Regions from separate parts of the Homo sapiens genome. Here all the other regions are linked to region 1. Evidence: chromatin loops called from intact Hi-C (ENCODE). Cell type or tissue: MCF 10A. All regions are shown on one strand.

What was found. Hi-C counts contacts between places; a loop is a spot of excess contacts. Peaks named below come from ENCODE experiments on the same cell type or tissue, not always from the same donor. Only the 100,000 strongest peaks of a DNase experiment are listed, where the experiment ranks them.
Region 2: a loop joins it to region 1, with 12 times the contacts of the local background. A loop is called at or near these places in 48 of 110 quality-filtered maps.
Region 3: a loop joins it to region 1, with 13 times the contacts of the local background. A loop is called at or near these places in 13 of 110 quality-filtered maps.

The regions. Positions count from the first base shown.
Region 1 is chr11:116,637,632-116,645,631 of GRCh38, forward strand. It overlaps LINC02702 (long intergenic non-protein coding RNA 2702), which reads left to right and starts at 1,791. Exons shown (of 3, transcript NR_135069.1): 1 at 1,791-1,906. LOC107984372 (a long non-coding RNA gene) reads right to left here and starts at 1,683. Exons shown (of 4, transcript XR_001748078.1): 1 at 701-1,683. RefSeq lists enhancers at 3,093-3,922, 3,923-4,752 and a silencer at 4,010-4,109. In MCF 10A, a CTCF peak has its summit at 4,110 (motif pointing left); no DNase peak of the experiment used is centred here.
Region 2 is chr11:116,450,237-116,458,236 of GRCh38, forward strand. The region is part of intron 1 of LOC107987166 (a long non-coding RNA gene); the gene reads right to left. Among named protein-coding and RNA genes, the nearest start is that of LINC02151, 46 kb to the right of the region's middle. RefSeq lists an enhancer at 1-400. In MCF 10A, a CTCF peak has its summit at 3,980 (motif pointing right); no DNase peak of the experiment used is centred here.
Region 3 is chr11:116,510,273-116,518,272 of GRCh38, forward strand. No RefSeq gene overlaps it. Among named protein-coding and RNA genes, the nearest start is that of LINC02151, 14 kb to the left of the region's middle. In MCF 10A, a CTCF peak has its summit at 3,799 (motif pointing right); a DNase peak (open chromatin) is centred at 3,849.

The sequences.
Region 1 (8,000 bases):
AGTTATTCGTGATCAAACGATTTGGTGTTAATGTGGATCTAATGTATAAATCCATACGGGTCCCACAGTCATTTAGCATTAATTAAACAAGGCCATTTTAAGGCTGGGATTCCACTGGGTTTATTGTGCTTAGCAGTGAATGGCGGAAACCACTCAACCACTCTGCTTTCTCTCTGCTCCTGTGTTGTCCCATTTACCTCTGGAGAGCAGGGGAAGAGCAAGCTTGAAGCTACCCTGGACAGAGGGTGGGGCACAGGGAGGACCCTGGCTAGGGTGTGGAAAGCTGACTGACAGGTGAGGAGCTCCATAGAGGCCCTGCTTGCAAAGAAGAAATAAGGGTTGCATTAGCATACCACGGGCCTGGATGCCCAGAGAACAGGATTTTAGTCCTGCTCTGCTGCTGATGACTAGCTGTGCAGCCTCGTGCAAGACACTTCCCTGCTCTGTCTTCATCGGTTAATTAAGAAGCCTGGACAAGCCAACCTCATTCCCTCTACCTGGAATGCATCTCCTTCCATTTCCCCATGGCTGCTCCTTTCCATCTTTCACATCTCAGCTCACGTCAGCTCCTCCAAGAAGAGATAACCACCCTCTGTTACCACCACTCCCCACCACCCAAGCACTCTGGAGCACATCGTCTCTCTTTTATTTTCTTTATGGGACTTACCACGGTCTTAATTATCTCTGCATTTGTACTCACTTGTTCCCTTGTGTGTTATCTCTGTCTCCTCCCCACTGTCATCTCCACAAGATCAAGAGCTTCATATGTCTTATTCATCTCTTTCACACCAATTCAGTACGTGGCACATGATGGGGGCTCAAAAAAAATAGTATGTCCACCAGCAGAATCATGAGGTGATCATTAAAACCCCTCCAGGATGGCACTCAATAGTCCTTGACATCTGCACCCAGAAAGTAAGGGCGGCATAGGGTGCGGGAAGAGCGGGGATCATCCAGGAGAACTTGTGGGAAAAGGACGATCAGAGCTGGATTCTGGGAGACAGAGGAACGCCAGCCTAGAGAAGGGGAAAACCTGTCTTGAGAAGGCAGGCAGGCAGGAGCCACAGCGGTGGAGAGCTTCAAGTCCCTGCAGCTGCTACACCTTCAGGCTCCCAGCCAAGACCATTTGGTGAACTATATTAATAATCACAATACAAGAATCCCTTGTGGACTGGAACAATTTCCCTTCCAAGGCAGTGACATGCCTATCACTTCACTTTATTCTTCTGCCATCCCCTTGATACAAAGGAGGAGAAAATATCTTCTGCTATGTATAAAATTAATAACAATTGTTCATTTGTATAGTACTTTCCCATTTCCCGAACACATTTTCTTATACAGGAATGATAGTATTTATTCCCATGTTGCAGATGAGGAGACTCAGAGAGGTGAAATGACTTGTCCGAGGTCAGTCATAGCGTATGTAGCCTGGAAAACTCAAGCCCCGAACTCCAAATTTTTCAACAACCTAGTGGTGTTTTTTCCAGATGAGGAAACTAACAGAGAGAGAGAGAGAGAGAGAGAGAAAGTGTATGGCTAGCTTATGAGAGCTCCCCACCCACACATCCAGGGGGTTAAATTATTTGTAGGGTCAGGATGAGGCATGCGGACAGTGGGAAGGGAACCATCTCCCTTCCCGACCTGAGCATGGAGATGGAGATCACCCTGAGTGAAAATGTTCATTTTTACAGTTCAGGGAGGGAGGGGCAGAGACTTCTTACATTACAGAACTCTAGAATTCTCAGCTGAAAATGATGTTGGAGATGTCTATGATCTCATTATACCCAGGTCCCAGTGCCCTCTTCTAAGCTCTTTATCATCATAATTTCTGATGTAAAGAGCATGATGCCATGGACAAAATGGGCCCTCAGTGACTATCCGATGCAGGGCCAGGCACTGAATGCAGGTGAGTGAGGAGGATCAGGTGCAATAAGTCAATAGCCATTGGCACTCAGCCCCTGTGTGGGGGATACAATAGGGAGTGGTGGGGACCGTGGCAAGTTAGGAGAGTGTAAACCCCGTGTGAGGGGAGAAAGATTGCAGCCAATTGTTGCCATGTGGACATGCAGGCCCAGTGTTACCAATTCTTACAGTTTTGAAAGAAGGTCAGAAGTGTGGCTCTCTATCAGAAATTCTAGAATATTAAATGTGGGTGCTTAAATTTAAAGCACTGTATAGGCCAAACAAAATATGTCTAAGAGCAAGTTTCCTTTAACAGCTTTGTTGAGGTATAGTTGATATACAAATAACTGTACATATTTAATGTGTACAGTTTGGTGAAGTTGGACATATGCAAACACCCATGATACCATCGCCACAATCAAGGTAATATGCATATCCAACACTTCCCAAAGTTTCTCATATTCCTTTGAGTGTGTGTGTGTGTGTGTGTGTGTGTGGTAAAAACACTTAACATGAGATCTTAAGGAATTCTGAAGTACACAATACCAGATTCTTAATTACAAGCACTATGTTGTACAGCAGATCTCTAGAACTTATTCACCCCGCAGAACCGAAACTCTATATGCATGGAATAACAATTCCCCATTTGCCTCTTCCCCTAGCCCCTGACAATTTGCTCCAAGCCCTGGGTGCTGTTGGTGCAGCCAACTCTTTTCTCTGCTGCTATTAGTTTGACAATTTCTGATATGTCATATACATGGAATCAATTTCTGATACATCATATACATGTGACTGGCTTATTTCACTTAGCATATTATTTCACTTAGCATATTTCACTTAGCATAATGTCCTCCATTGTGTTGTTGCAAATGACAGGATTTCCCTCTTTTTCAAGGCTAAATAATATTCCACTGTATGTATTTACTATGTTTTCTTTATCCATTCATCTAACAGAAAGTTTCTATCCATTGTTCATTGGTTTGACACTTGTAGTTAAATGAATAAATTAACCCTGTTCAAACCCTTCATTGTGAAGACTGGGCAACTGGAAGAGTTAAACCATGTCCCTAAGGTTACAAGCAACGAGGGACAAAGCTTAAACTCCAAGTTTCCAGATTTCCAATCCAGTTCTTGTTGATCCAGGGCCAAGGTCAGTGAGGGGGACTGTGTATATGAGGACCCATTAGGTTTGGGGACACATCACCACCTAGTTTGCTGTCCCGAATCCATACATTCCATCCAGCCCAGACCCAGGCCAAGAAGCCAGGGCCCATATGGGCTGAAAGGCCTCACCCACAGAAGAGGCACCGGCAACAGCACCTCCTGGCCTCCCTCCAACCAGAACCTTAGAAGAGCCCCTCACACCCTCCCCTGTACCCCATCCTCAGGCCACTTAGCATGCAGCACCATGGCACAAGCCAGCTGTCACTTAGGCACTTACAGGCAGAACTGTGGAAAAACCAAACCACTGTTATTACACTTAATAACCAGTTTCCACATCATCAACTCATTGGAGTCTGACAGGCGCTGTTAGGGTGTCAGCTCCCTCAGCCTAACAAGTCAGCACTAGCCAGGGGGTGGGAGAGCACCAGGCAGGACTGGGCACCAGCCTCCTGTGAGTTATTCCATCCCCCTCCTGCCCCACATGGAGGACACACACCCAAGGGCAGCCGAGGCGCCGACCCGCCTCTGCCCCCACACACTCAGGAGCTTAGCAGCTACACCAACAGCACCCAAGGTTTACAGCAGGAGCAGAAGCCCAGAGAAGGGGTCTCAGGGCTCTGACTGGTGTGCAAACAGAAGAAAACAGCCTGGCTTGTCAGAGTAGGGGCCAAGGGGTCTGAAGGAAGAGAATCCAGGACTGGGACACCTGGTTGGATCCTAGCTCTACTGTGTGGCCTTGAGTAAGATACTCCATCTTTCCAAGCCCCAGCTCCCCACCTGTAAAAGGTGGTACCTCAAAGCGTTCCTTGGAAGGCAAGCATAGTGCCAAGCATGGTGTCCACGCCTGATAAATGGTGGGTATCACTGAGTTATTATGAAATGGAGGTGGGCAGAGGGTGGGGGTCCTAAGAGGAGGACACAGGTGGGGTTGCTTATGAGGCATACACCCTGGCACATACACCTGCCTGGCGGAACCCTCCTGCTGCCCGCTGTAGCTCGGGCCTGAGGTAGTGCAGTGCTGCCATCTTTTGTCCACACGCTGCACTGCATCCCCACCTGCCCGGTTGGGTGGACAGGGCCCCAGGTGCTCCAGCTGCCCATTCTCCGTTGCTACAGCGTCTCTGAGCCTGGAGAGGGTCTACCCAGCAAGCTCTGGCAGGGCGGACTGTCCATCAAATGTGGCCCAAGATGTCAGAGCAGCCCTGCAGCCAAAGAGACGCCTTATGCCTTTGGGAAAAAACTGTGGGCCATTGCCCCAAAGGGCCCAGGGCTGGCTGGGGTCCCCCACTCCATGCCGCGATGTGTGCAAGGAGGCAGAGCAGAGACAAAGGAGGTGGGTGAGTGGGAGAGGGCACACCTCCAGGGACCTCAGCAGACAGTTTGCTACCTGCTTCCGCATGAGCTGAGATTCCCAAGATGCCAGGAGCAGTTGTCTCTGAGAGGTGGAATTGTGGGTGATGGGAATGATTTTGTTAGGTTGACTGTTTCATTGTGATTATTATTTTTTCTTTATGCGTAATTAGAATTTCACATTTTTCTACAATGCCAAAGTCTCAAGAAATAATTTGTTTATAAACCTGTCTGAAAGTAAATTTGCTTTTAAGTAAACACGTAATTCTAGAGCAGAAAGGGACCCTTTCTTTCACAGTTGAGGAAAATAAGCTCAGAGATAGGTGACTTGCCCAAGGTCACACCACTAGTTTGTGGCCAAGATGGACTAGAACTTCCCTCTCAAGACAAGGTCTTTTTCCTTTGAGAGTGAGCTGGGCCTTTTCCTGACCCTCTAGCTAGGGTAAGATCCCCTATTTGTCACCCATGGTAGCTGTTTTTCTGTTTACTCCCTGTCTCTCCCATGCAAGCTTCATAGGGGCAGGAACTTTATCTATCTTGTTCACTAAGGTATTCCCTGTGTCCATTATAGTCCAGGGTATGTGGCAGACACTCCATAAATGCATGTTGAATGGATGCATGGAGTTAATCAGGGAAGGCTTCCAGGAAGAGGTGAGTTATACATCCATTTTTGAAAAGGCACTTGTAACAGATCAACAGAGAAGATAAGAAGCATTCCTAGGGGCTGGAGGATGGCCTAGACCTAGCGCACAGTAAAGATATGTTCCCAAATATTTGTAGGGGAGGGGAGAATGGCAGAGTAGTACAGATTGTCCTCCTATTCCTGTAGGGACCTGAGCTAGGAACCCATCCCTGACCCTGATTCCTTACCTTGTCCTGAGAATTTGGGAAGAAGCCAAAAAGAATCCCTCTACAGGGCCAGGAAAGACACTAAGAGCTGAAGCTTCCATCAGCCTAACTGGATCTGACAAGGTCTGGCTGGGCCTGGTTGGACCTGACCATCCTGGGTGGACAGATGGGGCCTGACTGGGCTGGGTCTGAGCTGAGAACCACCTTCTTACTCCCATATTTAGGAGACTCTAGTACCTGTCATGTCAGCCTGATCTCCCAGGGCTCTAGAGACATAAAGCAGGGGGAGTGGGGGGAGGGGCAGAAACATTGAGGCCAAGGGGAAAATGTGAGGGGGTCCAAATGTATGCACAGTCTTGTTTCTAGGGTCTTTTATAAGATCACTATTACTTTAGGAACATAAAGATGCATTAAGATGTAATGATCATGTTAAAATATGGAAGCCATTTACTATGTTTAGGTACAGATATGAAAGTCAGAAAAATGGAAAATTTCAGCAGAGGGGAATGAACATTTCTGAAAGGAAAAAAAATTCTTCTCTTAATTTTTCTGGAAAAGTCCCTCAAAAGGTTCTTGGAAAAAAAGGTTTATTTATTCCAGAATGGTGCATCATGTCTGACAAGGAGGCCAGAAGCCCTGTGCACCTCCCTCTGACCCCAATCAGAAAGGAGACACGCAATTACTGAGCACCTGCTGTATGCCAGGTTCTGGGCTGGGCTCTTTGTGAGCATTGTCTGGTGTGACGGAAATAGGTCCACCTGTAGACTGCAAGCACAGACAGCCCGCAGGAGCCTCCGGTGGGCCGACGGCATTCTCCCTGACACCTGGGGGTGTCTCTCAGCCTCAGCCTCTGCCTGCGCAGGCTTGCCTGGCCACACAGAAGGTGGGTGGGGTTCCAGTCTGCCTTTGGCCTGGCATATATTTGGAAAGTGGGGTACACATGCTTGCATACCTCTCCCCTTCCCAAAGCACTTCATGACCGGCCCTAAATAGAACTCAGCCCCGCACTGGGCTTCAGACTTTCAATGTCCTCCTGCAAAACCGTTTGGCACCAACACCTAAAGAGACCGGGATGGGATGTTGATGAGGGCCCACCCAGGGAACTGGAGCTGGGATAATTCTTTATTGTGAGTGTGAAACAAGAATTCAGAGAGGAAGAGGGCAAAGACAGAATGATAGCGAGCATGTCAGAGAGAGAGACTCAGAAACAGAGAGAGGTGGAAATTGAGAGAGAGAGGAGAGAAAAAAGAAAGATGGGGAAAAGAGACAAGAGGAGAAAAAGAGACAAGCAGAAAAACCGAGAGAAGGTTACAAAGCAGGGAGGGGAGGAGAGAGGGACAAAGGATGGACCAGCAGTTACAGGGCCAGGGAAAAGGGGGAAGGCGGAAGACTATCTTTCCCCACTGCCCACCCCCAGGACCCCCCACAACCCTCCCTGGAGGAACCACTCAGACATGGGAGGCGAGAAGAGGGAGCAGAGATAGGCAAACTCGCTACGTAACCTTGGAGACGAGAGCCAAGGAGATGGGCGTGGGGAGATGGGCACAGGGAGGGGCATGGCAGGGGGTGGGGACACAGGCAGGAGAGCAGCAACAGGTCCTACCATCCGGGGAGGGGCGGGTGGGGACAGAGGCCAAGAAGAGTGACCCGGATGAGCTGGGGGAGGGAGAGGGACAAAAGATTCCAGGAACAAACCTAAAGAGGTCTGAGAAGTCAGAATAAAGAGAGATTTTGCTGAGAATCAATTTAGGGAAGAAAGAGCAGGGAGTTGGGAGCTATGATAAGAGAAAGGGGGGTGAAGCGGGGCGGGCAGCAGCAATGCAGCCAGGAGTAGCCAGCCCACATGACCGTGTTGAAGTGAGGGGGGCCGGGCCATTGGCTCTGGACAGCAGGGCACAGGCAGGAAAAAGTCACGGCAGACTGGTGCAGGGAGCCTGGGTTTCTGACCCTTTCCCTGAGACCTGCTAAAGGCGATGAATCTCAGCTGTCTGGCCGGGGGGACCATTCCAATCACTTGTGTCCCAAATCCTGAGTACTGCTATGTGCCAGGTGCTTTGCTGGGCACTCTGGGGGACACAGGGACCATTGACAAACATGTACCCTGAAGACACTCACGGGTTAGTGAGGGAAACAAGGTGTGTACACAAACAACGAGAAGATGGTGACATGGAGGGACTCCCAGATCACTCACTGCCAGCCAGGAGCCCATCAGAGGGAGCCTCCCCGACAGGCCATGCCTGAGCCAGGTCCTGAAGACAGGGCAGGGCTGAGACAAGGGGAAGGCTCATCAGGTAGGGGGCAGCAGGAGCCCGCAGCAGGCAGGCCAGGGAAGCCCAGGGTGACCCTGGGTCTGCCAGGGACTAGTGTGTGGCCCAGGACAAATCACCTAACTTTTCTGAACCTGCCTTTCCCCACCTTGCAGAATTTAAGGATTATGGATAATATCTGTATACTGCCTGGCACATGGCAGGTACTCAATTAAGGGTAGCTATCATTGTTATTAAGAATAAATAGAAAACAGTGAGCTAGAATAAAAGGAAGTGGCTAGAAATGGACTGGAAGGGGGGTTTTAAGACACCCTCACCTCCCACGATCAGAAGCAGCTGTGAGCCACAGTCAGGAGGAACTATCCCCAAAGAACCTTTGGTGGAGCTCTGATTGGTGTCTGGTTAAGAGCTGGGTAGCTTACCATTACCAGCCAAAAAGAACAGTTGAGAGTATGCTGGTTTTAAAAT
Region 2 (8,000 bases), 190 kb before region 1:
ATTTGGTTGTTATACTCATTAAATGTTGTACCTGTCAGGCCTCTGAGCCCAAGCTAAGCCATCATATCCCCTGTGACCTGCCCGTACACATCCAGATGGCCGGTTCCTGCCTTAACTGATGACAATCCACCACAAAAGAAGTGAAAATGGCCCGTTCCTGCCTTAACTGATGACATTGTCTTGTGAAATTCCTTCTCCTGCCTCATCCTGGCTCAAAAGCTCCCCTACTGAGCACCTTGTGACCCCCACTCCTGCCTGCCAGAGAACAACCCCCTTTGACTGTAATTTTCCTTTACCTATCCAAATCTTATAAAACGGCCCCACCCCTATCTCCCTTCGCTGACTCTCTTTTCGGACTCAGCCCGCCTGCACCCAGATGAAATAAACAGCCTTGTTGCTCACACAAAGCCTGTTTGGTGATCTCTTCACACGGACACGCATGAAAGTACCTAAAGTGAATCTGTTTTATTATCTGTGATTACCACAAAATATACAACTAATTTTTTATTTTTTTGAAACAGAGTATCCCTGTCGCCCAAACTAGAGTGCAGTGGCACAATCTCAGCTCACTGGCACAATCTCAGCTCACTGCAACCTCTGCCTCCAGGGCTCAAGTGATTCTCATGTCTCAACCTCCCGAGTAGCTGGGATTACAGTTGTGCACCACCACACCTGGCTAATTTTTGTATTTTCAGTAAAGACGGACTTTCACCACATTGGTCAGGCTGGTCTCAAACTCCTGGGCTCAAGTGATCTGCCCGCCTCAGCCTCCCAAAGTGTTGGGATTACAGGCATGAGCCACTGTGCCCAGCCTTAGTTTTTTAAAATGTTAATATTCAATCAGTATTAAGATCTGTGAACCTGTGGCAGGTCCATCAATAGGCATCTAATCCTGCACATTATGTTTTAAATGATGGGTGGGTAGGTAGTCTCGGTGATATCCTTCACCTGTAATATGCAGCCCAGCGAGGCTCCAGCAGCCTGAGTTACTGAAGTCACTGAAAGCTGCAGGAGGAATAAGAAAAGGGAAAACTGTACTGGAAGGAGGCCAGGCTGGGGAAAGTGGGGAAGGTGAGAATGAGGTGGTGGGCCCCACATGGCCTGCAGAAATAATATAATAATAGTCCTAGTGGCTATAATAAATTGCATATGCAGTGCTTTACATATGTGATCTTGATTCATCCTTAAAACCCTAAGAAGTAAGTACTACTCTTAAACCCCTTAAAATATAGGAGACTAAGGTCTGATAGAAAACTGAAATACCTTACGTTAGAAACTACAACGGCTGGAAGAGTGTTTCAAACCGTACGTTTCCTATTGTTGCTGTACCTAATTACCACCAATTTAGTGGCTTAAAACAACACAAATTTATCCTGTCCCACTTCTACAGGTCAGAAATCCAAAATGACTCTTATAGGGTCAAAATCAAGGTGTGGGCAGCACTCTGTCCCTTCCGAAGGCTCCAGGGGAACATCCACTCCTTACCTCTTCAAGTTTCTATGGACTGCCAGCATTCCTTGGCTTGTGGCTACATCACTCCAATTTCTGCTTCTGTCATCATATGGTCTTCTCCTTCCTTTAACTCTACTGTCTCCCTTTCATGAGGACCCCTGTGATTATATAGGGTTCACCTTGATAATTCAGGGTTACACACCCACCCTCAACCCTAACCTCAAATGCTCAATTTAATCACATCGGCAAAGTCCATTTGACCATGGAGAGTAACATAGTCACAGGTTCTGGAGATTAGGACACAGATGTCTTTGGGGTCATTATTCTACCTACCACACCAACCCTGGCTGACATGACTCCTTCGATTGCTAATCAGTCCTCAGTCACCCTCCCTGTCCCATCTTCTCTCAATCCCCTCCCCAGTTTTACACTGTGGCCAGACCTCAAGACCTGTCATATGCCATGTGCTTTCCCCCGTCTTCCTCCCTCCAGGTGATTGCCCTCTGCTGAAACGCCTCCTTCTTGTCCTCAGCAGATCCTCAAGACCTGCTGAAATCCCAGCCATTATCCAAGCTTAAATGCCAGCTCCCTATGAGGCCTTTCCTAATCTCTAGCTGGGAGTGCTCTCTGCTTCCTGAGACCCCCGTGGCATTTGAGTAGCACATTTGGATTTGTGCTGGGGTGGCTTGTGTAAGCTCTTCAGGCTGGAATCATGTGTCATTCATCTATGTATCCCCCACAGCCCACAACACAAAGCCTACACACAGGGGACTTAATGAGCATTTATTCAGCACCTGAATGGATCAATAGATGGATACAAGCCAGGATCAGATGAAGCATCCTCTGACTCTTAGTATCACAACACACTGGTCCTCCCCAGAGCCCTCTGTGCATGTGGCCTGGCATGTCTCACTGCCAAGGTGGCCAGCACTGCCCCCGAGCAGTTTTGACTCTATCTGATGCCCACCACCAGGCTCAGCATGTTTGCTGAGAGCTGCTTTGGCTTGGAGCTTGAGCTGCATTGAACAGATGATGTATGTAAGGGAAGGCAGAAAGCAAGCGAGAGCTTTCACAGCTGAAGGGATCCAGTCCCCGCATTCCCATGGCCAAGGAGAGCAGAGCAAGGATGCTCAGCCTGGGAATGTGTTGTTCTGACTGTTTCAGGATCCTGGGCCAGCCCTTTCCTGCCATGTGGGGGCCTGGTGTGTGCCTTTGCAGCTGGAGCCACCCACCCCGGAGACATGCTCCTGGACACTCGCCGATCACTTTACAAAACCACTGGGTTCAGGGTAGCCAGTAAAATCATGCAGCACTGACACCTTTATTTTACCTGCAAAACTCAGGGAGGGGAAGGTCCCAGTCACCATTTTCATCAACCCACATTTATTGATGCAGTGGGAAAGAGGCACCAGGCTAGACTCTGGCTCACCTACTCCCAACACCTGCACACACAAGTGCAAACAAGTGTGTGCATGCACATATGAATGTGTGTACACCTTTGTGCACACTGTAGCACATGTAGGGTTGAAAACAGAGGCCCTCGGTATTCGTTAAGGCAAACCTAGGTTTCCATTTCCTACTGATTAAATCCATTGCTTTAGTGACCACCTCCTCTGGGGACAAAGGGGTTTCAGGCCTTTGTCCCCAGAGGAGGTGGTCAGCAAAGCAATGGATTTAATCCTTTAAACTATAAGGCAATGAATCTCAAATAAAAATATTTGAAAAGTTTCTCCAAAGAATGTGTGAGTACTGGGGGCCAAGGAGTAGGGCATTGTTTTTAGCCAAGTGTTTTGCATTTGTCTGAGTGGTGATGCCATCTGTCACCAGCTTGGAGTAGAGGAGAGATATAGATAAGAAAGAAGGAAAGGGCCAGGCCCGGTGGCTCATGCCTGTAATCCCAGCACTTTGGGATGCTGAGGCAGGTAGATCATTTGAGGTCAGGAGTTCAAGACCAGCCTGGCCAACACAGCAAAACCACGTCTCTACTAAAAATACAAAAATTAGCTGGGTGTGGTGGCACGTGCCTGTAATCACAGCTACTTGGGAAGCTGAGGCAGGAGAATTGCTTGAACCCAGGAGGCAGCGGTTGCAGTGAGCTGAGATCGCACCATTATCGCACCATTGCACTCCAGCCTGGGCGACAGAGCGGATTCTATCTCAAAATTTTTCAAAAAAGAAAGAAGGAAAATGAGATCTTTTTAGAGCACTTTCCACCTTTGCATTTGTCAGATTTTCACATGTAGTTTGGAATCATATAAATTTCTACCCTCAGTTATCTTTCATCTAATAGAACTTTTTAAATATGTGCTAATAGCAAACAGATAGATATTGGCTTGTCAGGTATTTGGGGCTTTGCATAACACTGCACCTTTCTCTGGAGATATTTGGCAGCAGCCACTGCCCTGTGGGACTACAGAGTTGATCACTCTAAGCAGTGGACCAGGGCCACACAGATAGGCATTAGACCCAATAGGCAAATCTAAGGGGCACCATTCGCACTGTGGCCGTGCAGAGTCGAATATTTGCTGCAAGCATTTTCCAGCAGGTGGCAGTGATGTGTCTCCAGGAAGGAGTTCTGGTTTCTCATTTGCACCAGGCACCACACGAGCTGGGAAGACTGCTGCAATATCCAGAGGACCTGGTGCCCCTATGTCACCTTGGGTTCTTTCCTTTAGCGATATGGTGCTGGGAACACAAAGATGGTCAGAATGCCAGGCCATCCCAACCTGTGTCCATGTGACATATCCACTGTGCTAGCCAGGCTTTGGCAGAGAAAGTGACCTGGGTCTGATAGAGGCAAACTGAGCAGCTGCACGTGTTTTGACTTATATTCTGGACCCAGACTACATCCTGGTGTGGAGGAAAGAATGGAGAGACAAATGAATATCTTCCTCGCTGCTGTGTCCTCAGAACCCAACAGAAAGGGTGCACGATATATATTATTGAGGGAACGGATAGATGGATGGATGGATGGATGGATGGATGGATGGATGGATGGATGGATGGTTGGATGGATGGATGGATGGATGAATGAATTAATTATTCAACAGACACCCACCTATGAGTATGTGCTCTCCTGTCATTGGATATATTCTTCTTCTCTGGTCTTCAGAGAGAGAGAGAGAGAGAAACAGTAAAAAGCAACACCCAGGGACTTCTACCTCTGCAGGAAGGCAAGAACTGCCTAAATGAATTCACTGAAAAGATCTCCCACCAGGAAGCAGCTCCTGGAGAGTTCCCTTTCTGGGGAGCAAATCTCTTCCTTAATCACCACTTGCTGCTGCTCACCGTTACTGCTTGCTGGTCCAGCTGTCTGTCCCACCTCTCAGCAAAGCCTATTTACTAAGCCCATTTGGAAGTCTAAAATGTAATCACTGGCTTCCTCCTCAGAATATTAATATTCCAATAGGACTTCCCAGAGCCAGGCTGGAGCTCCTTGCAGGATTAGCTGGGTGTGGTCCCATCTGTCTCCTCCTACACCAATGCTGCTCAGCTCAAGAAATCCACAGATAAGACAGAAACCAGGCAAAGGCCTGGGCTATGACAGAGACACCTCTGCTGGGAATGACCAAGGTCAGCCTGGCTGTGAAAGAGTCTGGGCTTAGGAAAAAAGGCTGGGGGGTGGCAGGGGTTTAAGGTCAGGCCTCAGGAGCAGAGCTGAGGCACCCAGGGCTGCCTCATCCCACTCTTACCTGCTCTGCTTGATACGACGTCTGCCTCACAATGTCTACACCTCTGCAGGCAGGTCTGCAGCCCAGGAGCTGCTGGGCTTAGTGGACAGTCTGGCTCACAAGGGGACTTAATAAGCACTCAATGAATAGAAGAGCTCTCGGCAACATGACTAAGGCAGAATCCCACTCATTTTTATTTGTCGTAAACCCACCTACTATTCCTTGCTGCAGCAAATGCTTTTTGAGCACCCACTACACATCAGGCACTGTGCTGGGTGCTGGGAATATACCAAAGAACAAAAAAGGCAAGGCCCTACCTTTGTGGAGCTCAGTCAAGTGGGAGACATAAATGAGCAAGGAGTCAATTGCAGTAGAGGGGAAAAAATGCACTGCTAGGACTTGGATCAGGGACACCCAGACTAATGCAAAAGGATTCCTGGAGGAAGTGGCCATTAAACTGATATTTGAAGGATGAGTAGGAGTTAGCAGGCAGGAGAACCAACATGTGCAAAAGCCCAGAGGCCAGAGAAAGCCTGGTGCTTTCTAACAAGTCAAAATTCAGGTTCACTAGAGCTGTGAATGGGAGAATGGCAAGAGAGGAGGATGGACGGAGGCTGGTCTCCAAGAGCCATGTTGTCAGCTATGCATGACTTTCACACTTTGTCCTGGGGACAGAGGGTTAAGCAGGGATGCAACAACAGAGTCTGGGGAATATGTGAGGCCAAAGCAAGTAGGGATTGGGAATTAGCAAAGGAAAATAAGGATTTGGGCATCCTGGAAACCATTTCTGAGCATTTAAAACAAATTCTATCTTATTTGGTCTCCCCTAAGGGATAGGCACACAGGTATAAAAGGTTACAGGGCCAGTGCGGTGGCTTACGCCTATAATCCAGCACTTTGGGAGGCTGAGACAGGCAGATCATGAGGTCAGGAGATTGAGACCATCCTGGCTAACACGGTGAAACCCCATCTCTACCAAAAATACAAAAAATTAGCCGGGTATGGTGGCGCACACCTGTAATCCCAGCTATTTGGGAGGCTGAGGCAGGAGAATCGCTTGAACCTGGGAGATGGAGGTTGCAGTGAGCCAAGATCACACCATTGCACCCCAGCCTGGGTGACAGAGTGAGACTATGTCTCAAAAAAAATAAAATAAAATAAAATAAAATAAAATAAAATAAAATAAAATAATAAAATAAAATAAAATAAAATAAAAATAAAAATAAAAATAAAAAGGAAGGTTTCAGATAACCATCTCTCATAAACTTCACACTTCAAAAGGGTTTTCATGTCCACCTCCTCAAGTGATACTATCATAATGCAGAGGTCAGCAGAGTTACCCTCCACTTACAGATGAGGAAACTGAGACCGAAGGAGGCAAAAGACTCATTAGCAACAGCATTGTAAACACGGTTGCACAGAGAGCTTTCCAGTTTCCTTATGCAGTCAGTTCTCTGTATCTGCGAGTTCCATCGTCAGATCCAACCAACTGTGGATTGAAAATATGGTATTCTCAGGATGCAAAACCCATGGATGCCAAGGGCCAAGTTCTCTTATCTGTGGGTTCTGCAAGACCTGTTGCAAGACTTGAGCATCCATGAATTATCCATGGTGGGGGTAGAGTGGTCCTGGAACAAATGCGATCATCACATAGATTAAGTAAGACTGTTAGTGTGTATTACAGGTGAGGAAACCTAAGGTTAGGAAGTTTACAGAGCACTGTCCTGCCAGTGAGTGACCACACAGATCCAGGTGGATTTCCACCCCACTTTGCTCCCTGCACAGGAAGAGGAGCCAGCCCTGAGGCCCTGAGAGCTGGCCCAGCACTCTTGGCATGGCAGGCCACACAGCTGGAGAGAGAGACACTCAGAAGCAGCCCCGCACAGAGGCTTGGGGGATCAAATAGAACCCTCAAAACATACAAAACTCTGAGGACTGACTTGAGTGAGCTGAGCACGTATTCCAGGCCGAGCTGTAAGCCCTGCAGAGAGATCACTGGGAATTCCAAACCCTGCACTGTCTTCCCATCCCTGCCTGGCTCCCTGCCTCCTAGAGCCGAGTCCCATGGCCTCCTAAGGTGGAGTAATGATGAGGACAGCCCAAGGCCCAGCAGCTCCTCACCAGCTTCTGGAGGCTGGGCCTGTCCTGCTGAGGAGACAGGGCAGGAGCCAGCTCTCTCTGGCACGCTGCTTAGATAGGAAAAAAAGTAATCTCACTCAGAAGGAACAGCAGCAGCAAACAGAGCCCTCTGTCTGAGGGCCTTCTGCCCTTCCCCTAGTTTCTGTGTATCTTCTCCGCTAGCAGTTTTTTTCCTGAGGAAGGGGAAGAGGCAGGGGAGTGGGTGCAGACATGGAGATGGACGTTATTCTTTTCTAAAGAAGGTCTTTGTTGCTGTTATTTTCTACCTTCCTCCGTGGGCCGAGAGCCCCTGCAGTGCCATGAGGGCTGCTCAGTGCCATGGAGACAATTGTGTTATCAGAGGGAGAGGATTATGGCTCCAGTGGGGAGGGAGGAGCAGGATCACCAGCTGAGCCGGCGACTGACAAGAGAAGATGACAAATCACTTAGGCCCCAGGTTGAGAGCCCGGCGGCAGGCAGGGAGATGCAGAGACAGGTCTTGTCAATTCTGAAGGATTGTCAGTGTCACCGGAAACAACAGTCTCTTTAAAAAGGTGTCATCCCCCTGAAGTGGGGGACACCTGAAACAGAGCAGCTGGTGGGGGGCCAGGGGCGGGGGAGGATTGTGCAAATGGCGGAAGGCTGTCCCCGTTACACATCACTGATGGAGGTGGGCTGGGGAAGGGACAAGTGGGAAGGAAGAGGAAAGGCAGGCCTGCTGGCCGAGACAGAAGGAATGGGCCCTCCAGGTGGACAGGA
Region 3 (8,000 bases), 130 kb before region 1:
AGACCCAGAGGGAAAATATGACCTGCCCAAGATTCACAGCTGGGCCAGGCTGGGGCCAGAATCCAAAGACCAGATTTCCAGACCACACTCTTGCCCTACTGCCTGCTGGTGTCCCAGCTCCTCAGGCCAGCCTCAGTGCCCACAGTGCTCCTCAGACCAGGCAGATGCAAGCTCGCAAGTCTAGACTGCAGGGCAAAGATCTAGGACCCACAGCCTGACCGCTCCCCTCATCCATAAACCTCTGCTCAGAAAAGTTCCCCAAAGACAAGTCTCCTTTAAGGGCAAGGCCCCTTTTGCTCTAAGAGCAGCGACTCTTAACCTCACTTCATCTACACCTAAAATCTGGGCCAAAGAGACAATTACAAGGCCTTTACCGTCCCCGCACCCGGAGCTGCTGGCTGCTTAGAAACCCCTGGCCCTCCTTGTCCTGAAGCTGCCAATTTCCTCATCAGTATTTTATTTGTCTGTTTTGCTCATTTTTAAGCTGGTGGCAATTGCTATTTAAATTGTTTTGTAAAGTGTCTTTGCATTTACAATGCCGGCTGTCAGCAGCCCCACAATAGAAAATGAGATTTGGCATCAAAGGCAAAGACGCTACTAAAATACATTTTAATAAATATGTAAATCAATTAATCAATCACCCATCCAGGGAAGGAGCTTCAGGAACACAGACAGGCTGGCTGAGAGGGAGAAGGTGGGGAGAATGTGGGGTCTGAGGTGGCAGAAGAGGCTCCGCAGGCACTGAACTCAGGGGTTCTGGGCACGTCGTGGGCAGCCAGCCCCACCTACAGTCTGGGGCATCTGGCCTCGCCTGGCCTCCCACCGTCCTGACTCTGCCTAACTGGGCTCCACATGGTCTTGCCACAGCAGCCCTGGTCAGGAAAGGGCAACAGGGTCCCAGTGAAGTACAGATAAAATGAGCTTTAGGGCTAAGATTGAGGAAACGAGCCCTCTGGTTGGAACCCCCACTACCCCCGATTTCTTCTCCACTGATGCTGTTTTCTAGAGAAGTCAGAGATTAGAAAGTGCTTGCAAGGTTTATGTCTGTAAGTTGGACCAGCCTGGAGGATTAGCATCAGAAAACTTCAGGAAGAAATGACCAGCTGTTCTCTCTATTCCTGAAAGGGTACCAAAGGAAAGAGGCTTAAGCTGTCACAGGCAGCTGGGCGGGGCATCGGGGTGGGGGTGGGGGTGTGGGGGCAGGTCGCTCTTGGAAAGGGTCCTGACTAGGAAAGTAAATATGACTCTGGGGACAGGATGGAGGGGAGACAGAAGGGGGCTACCAGTCAGGAGCTTTTAAAGCAGGAGCCCAGCTGAGAGCAGTGACTCATGCCTTGTAATCCCAGCACTTTGGGAGGCCAAGGTGGGTAGATCACCTGAGGTCAGGAGTTCAAGACCAGCCTGGCCAATATGGCAAAACTCCATCTCTACTAAAAATACAAAAATTAGCTGGGCGTAGTGGCACATGCCTGTAATTCCAGCTGCTCAGGAGGCTGAGGCACAAGAATCGCTTGAACATGGGAGGCGGAGTTTGCAGTGAGCTGAGATCATGCCACTGTCCTCCAGCCTGGGCGACAGAGTGAGACTCTATCTCAGTCAATCAATCAATCGATCAATAAAGCAGAAGCCCAAACATACACTGTATCAGATGAGCAAGACTGGGGTGTCTGATGGTAAGGGGGCTCGGCCACATTGTCACAGATTCTCAGCTTGCACCAAGGTGTGCTATAAGCGGCATGATTCTGGCCAATAGAATCTGAGCTCAGGCTGGCAGATAAAACCTCCAAGCCTGGGCTGCATAGACCCAGCAAAGCCTCCTGCAGCCCATGACGTATGGTTTGCTAATGAGGGTGCCTCAGGGCTATAGTAAGGTGCATCCTCACATAGCTTTCAGTGGGACCTTGGGCAAGTCATTTTTGCCTCTAGGCCTCTGTCTAGTCACTAGACAGTGCAAGCAGGGACTGGGCAAAATGAATTCTAAACTTGAAAACTCTCTGACTCACTTTCCCCATCACTGTGGACATAGAATCAATGTCTTCCCATTACAGCTGCCAGCCCTTTCTTGGCTGTCAGCGTAAGTTGGTCTGACCCTGAAGACCAGAGAGACCCATCTGAGGGGTATAAACACCTCCACAACCCAGGCTATGGCAAGAATGGTGCAGATCCACAGAGGAAGCCAAAGGCTCCAACCCCAGCTTCTCTCCCACCCTCGTCCTCTGCATTCACTCCCAACTCCCATCCCAACCTCCTCCCCTGGAAGAGGTATGCCCTCTAATTGAAGACCTGTCTGGCCCCCAAATAACCTCATTTTTTAAACTGATGTCACCTGCACCAGAGGGCAAACATTCCTGTCAGGGCGGAGAGCATGCACACATATCCACCCTGTGTGCCTAGGTGTGGGTGCAAATGGCATATACATGGGTCGTGTTTCATGAGCACGCAGGAATGCATAACTTTAGGCTTCTCTGAGCACATTGCTGTGTGTATAAATATATGGCCCTCTGTTGCTCAGAGTGTGAAGACTCAGGCAGGTCCATCTACATGCATGCACATTTTGGTGGGTCTATGTGAGTATGTGAATGGTGCATGATAGCCATGCTTTGAAACACACCTGTGGCCAACACAGGCCACATTCCAGGCAGGGGCTTGTGGGTATTTCTGTGTTCAGAAATCTTGTTCATCTTTCTCTCATCTCTGAGAAACTCTATTTCACAACATTGCCCAACATTGCTGCTATGCAGGCGGCCGTCACCCTATATCTGACTCTTCCTAACTCACAAACAGAGGCTTGAACACAGCAGTTCTGAGTATGGGAGCAATGGGGATCACTGAGCCATGGGCCAGGCTCTCTGCTCAATTGCCTCAACCCTCTGCATATGACCAGGTACAAAGGCTGGGAGGGTGTTTGTCCAGGGAATCTTTCTAGCCTTTCTATAAAGAGGCAAGAATCATGCTATGAGCAGCTGCCAGGCAGTGTGTCCCTGAGCACTCACTGCTACATCTGTCTCTGCCCTGCCACCCACACAGCTGTCAGGATGAACTATCTCAAAAGCACACCTGACCCCTTCCACGTGACCCCCAGAGTGACTCCCCATTCCCCATCTCCAGATGGCTTGGCATGTCTCACACACCCTGACGTGTCTTGTCTAGGTCTTTGGAATGCTCCTTCCACCCACCCCAACTTCCAGCTCAGTGCTGGCCACTCACTCAGAGGACCACACTGGCCACCTCTGATGACTACCTGACTATCCAAATGACCAGGCACTCACAGCCCCAAACATGCCCTGTCTCCCTCTCCAGACTCTTCTCTCACACCTCCAGCCTCAGCCTCTGCACTTGAGTGGCTCCCACGACATGATACGATGCCTTAGCCCTCCACGCCCATGCTCATGCTGTGCCCTTCTGAGGGAGTGGGATTCCCCCCAGCCTCAACCGACTCAACTTCTACTTAGCCTTAAAGACACAGCTTCCAAGAATCCTCTCACCCACCCGGGCCTTCCTCCACTGCTCCTTTAAACCACGTAGCTCTGTCATGACATTATACTGGGTTTTCTCCCCTGCTAGACTGTAAAGTTCCTGTGGTCAGGCACCACATCCTAGCCATTGTGGAAGTGCAGACAGGAACATCCACTGGATGACCTGGTGGCTCCCTCTAGATGGCCTGGCAATGATCCGGCTGAGGTTGGTGGCTCCCTGTGGTTTCCAGTGCTATAACACTGGGGAGCCTGGTATAATGTTCCCCTGAACAGCTGGCACCCGCCTTCAGATTGTCTTGCAAAGTAGCTCTCCAGTTCTCCCTGTAAAACAGCTGAACGACAGCAGGGGGCGGCAGTCCTCTCCTGGAATACAACCCATGGTGCATCCGCTTGCCCAGCCCAAGCATGCATTAAGCGTGTCTTTTATTTATTTATTTATTTATTTATTTATTTATTTATTTATTTAGAGACAGGGTCTCACTCTGTCATCCCGGCTGAAGTGCAATGGTGCAACCTCGGCTCACTGCAACCTCTGCCTCCTGGGTTCAAGCAATTCTCGTGCCTCAGCCTCCCGAATAGCTGGGACCACCATGCCTGGTGAATCTTTGTATTTTTAGTAGAGATGGGGTTTCGCCATGTTGCCCAGGCTGGCCTTGAACTCCTAGCCTCAAGGGATCCACCCACCTCAGCCTCCCAAACTGTGGCACTACAGGTGTGAATCACCACATCCAGCCCAAAGCATACTTCTCTATGGTACACTGGTAGACTGAGGATCACGTGAGTTCTCAATACATTAACCTTCTGTCTACAAGTACAGCCCTGGCTGGTATTTACCCAAGCCTTTTGCTCAAAAGCCATCTTTACATCCCCAAGCATGAAGGTCTGCTCGTGACATATGAAGTAAATAATAACCTAGGAACAACCTTGTGGTACAGGAACTTAAGGGGTCAGTACAGATCTGATTATGATGTTCTGTATGGGATGGATGAGCCCCTCATTTCACTGCAGACTCTACTCTCAAAGTTGAATGGAGCCATGGATGTCCCCATTGGGAAGGTCACAGCTTGGAGCAGTAGCATCAGGCCTGGAGTCCTCGGACCACTGTCCAGAGATCTGCCTATATTTCTAGCTGCCTCTCTGAGGCTGAAGAATCTCAAAGGACACAGCATAGATGGGCAACAATTCCTGGATAAAAGATATAAACGTCATAGCCATTTGTGCTTGTTTGTGGTTGCATTTGAGATGACACCATTTTATTTTTGTTCCCCTAGCACCAAGCACATAGCAGGCCCTCTGCAATGTTTGTGAATGAAAACAAATATCTGGAAGTTATTTCATGCATGCACGTGCTTCCTTTCTCCACAGATATGTTGTAAGCATCTCAATGGCAAGAATTTTCTTGCCTATGTCTTTGGAATGCTCCTTCCACCCACTCCCACTTCCAGCTCAGTGCTGGCCAGGCATTTGAGGACCACACTGGCTACCCCTGATGACTACCTGACTATCCAAATGACCAGGCACTCACAGCCCCAAACATGCCATTCCCTTTTTCCCTTATGGTTTCCTTGTCCCACCCTGAGTGCAACACCATTTCTGGGGGGACTTCTGAAGCGCCAACTTTATTAAGATTGATTTGGCCCGCCCTCTCTTCTGACAGGTCCAAAAGCAAACACGGCAGGGCCATGGGGGAGATTTGGTCATAATTACCATCTTTAATTACTGCTAAAACATCAATTGCTCTTGTTCAATTAGCAGTGCGGTTTCAGGCATGGCAAACTTTGCAACACAAAATAAGCTGAAAATTGATTTCTGAACACTTAATGCAGATCTGAAATTGCCAACCTGATAAGGTTGTCATAGAAGAGCCAACGTGGCCAAGGAGGAATGTTGCGAGGCTGTAATTGCCTTGGTAGAAAGATTAATAACTGGTATACTTACATCTTGTTCATCAAGTGGGAGTCACTCATGGGGGGCTCCAGGAGTGCTGGGTGGGTGTGAGGCACAAAGGCAGAGGGAGGGTGTTAACAAGGACACTGGCAATTAGGCAGGAGAGAGCAGCAGCCTGCACCCAATGGTCCGTGAACAAGGACATGGCCTCTGGGATGGCACGTGGGAGGGGCCAGCTGCCTGGGATGGCTGCCAGGGAGAGCCGACCTCTGCAAAGCAGGCAGGTGCTGTCTCAGGCAGGTGGAGACAGGACGCCCAGGTCCTGGCCACCTCCACGTTTTCTGCAAGTCCTGGAAAAGGACCCTCAAGGTCAAACACCTTTGAAAGCTCAATTGGCCTCTGGAAGAGTTTTCTCTATTCAGGCTTCCTGGCAAGAGAGAGTTGAATGTGATGGACAAGATGGGCAGCAGCTGGGCCCCGAGATGGCATGGCGGCTGCTGCCACTGCTCTCATCATCTCTTCCTGCCATGAGGTTCAGTGACTTTCTGAGTGCATATCATGGAATGGTAGGCTGAGAAGCATTTTATGAGCTACCAAGTGCTCCATGGAGTGTGCAATTGCTATTATGATTGTTGCTGTTACCCTGGGCCCATGGGTGATGTAGGGACACAGGTCAAAAATCTCAATAGCCTTGGAAAAATTCCTTCTCTCTCTGAACCCTGTCATTTAAGCTTAGGGAAATGAAGAGAATATTCCATTTGCAGCTTGTAAAACTAACATCTACCAAGCACTGGTATGTGCCAGGAACAGGGCAAGACACTGATAGATGCATAGATAGACAGATAGATCGGTGATAGATAGAAGATAGGGGCCAGGTATGGTGGCTCACATCTGTAATCCCAGCACTTTGGGAGGCAGAGGCAGGTGGATCACTTGTGGCCTGGAGTTCAAGCCCAGCCTGTCCAACATAGCAAAATCCTGTCTCTACTAAAAATAACAATAAATAAATACAAAAATTAGCCAGGCATGGGGGCATGCACCTATAGTCCCAGCTACTCAGGAGGCTGAGGCACAAGATCCAGTTGAACCCAGGAAGCGGAGGCTGCAGTGAGCCAAGATCACGTCACTGCACTCCAGCCTGGGTGACAGAGTGAGATTCTGTCTCAAAAAAAAAAAAAAAAAAATAGGTAGGTAGGTAGATAATAGATAAATAGATAGAATGATTGAAGGATAGATGATAGATAAAGATAGATTACAGATAGGTAATAGATGAATGAATGATAGATGGAGAGATAGAAAAATACATAGATAGGTAGAGACGATAGAAAGAGAGAGAAAGGCAGATGGGTGGGAAGACAGAAAGAGAACTGCATTTAATCCTCTCAACATGACTACAGGGTAGATGTTATTATTCTAATTTGACATATGAGGAAAATAGGACTCAGCAAGGTTAAGCAGCTTACCCCAAAGTCACATACCTGCTAAGTGGCAGAGTCGTGATTCAAACCCATACCTCTTAGAGGTAAGAGACAATACACTTAGTCTCTGTTCTCTGCCCCGAAGCATGCTTTAAGCCTTCTTAGTGCCTTTCACTGAACTATGCTGGGCCTGGGGCAGTCATGACTAGGGATCAGAGATGTCCTTGTCCTGTAGAAATGAGACGCTGACCAACCAGCTGTGCTGTGTACACAGCCAACAAACACACCCAGCTGCACGTCAGGGGAGCAGCAAATCACTCTCAGAAGACATACTTGCTCATGCCAGGCTTAGCAGGAGCCAGATTGCAACCAGGTGCCTCTCTTTTGTTTTCTCCTTAGGGTACAGGTCCATGGCCCTATAGATCCAAAATACAACTCAATTCAACCAAAGTTTATTGGGTACCTTCTTGTCCAGCCTAAGCTCAGAGAGACTGACTCTCTAACAGAGGGATATAAACAGGGTTGATTCTATCAGTGAGCCTCGCAGAACAGATGACCCAGGCACAGCATGCAAGGCGGAGGGAGGAGTGAGAAAAGGCTGTACAGAGGGGTGAAGTCTGAGTGGGCTTTACAGCCGGCCAGGAGCCAGCCACAGGGCCATCCTCACAGAAGAGAAGTGGTGCGAAGAGGCACGGTCTGTCCAGGGAAATGTGATTTGCCGGATATCTCTGGAGCTTAATGCATGAGGTTGGGTTTGGGGTGTCAGTGAGAAATGTGGCCAGAGAGGTGGCAGGGCCCAGATGATGAAAAGGCCTGCAGACCACACTGGGCTTTATCTCATAGTGGGGAAGAGCAGGGGTCAGCTTTGCACTTTGGAAAGCTCACTCTGGCTGAAGGGGGAAAGAGGGCATATTAGCTTGGTTGGGCTGGGCTGCTATAACAAAGGACTACAGACTGGGCGGCTTAAAGAACAAAAATTTACTTTCTCATAGTTCTGAAGGCCAGAAGTCTGATATCAAGGCATCAACGTGGTTGGTGTCATCCTTTTTTTTGTTGTTTTTTTGAAACAGAGTCTCACTCTGTCACCCAGGCTGCAGTGCAGTGGTGTGATCTCAGCTCACTGCAACCTCCGCCTCCCAGATTCAAGCAATTCTCTTGCCTCGACCTCCTGAGTAGCTGGGATTACAGGCGTCTGCCACCATGCCCAGATAATATTTTT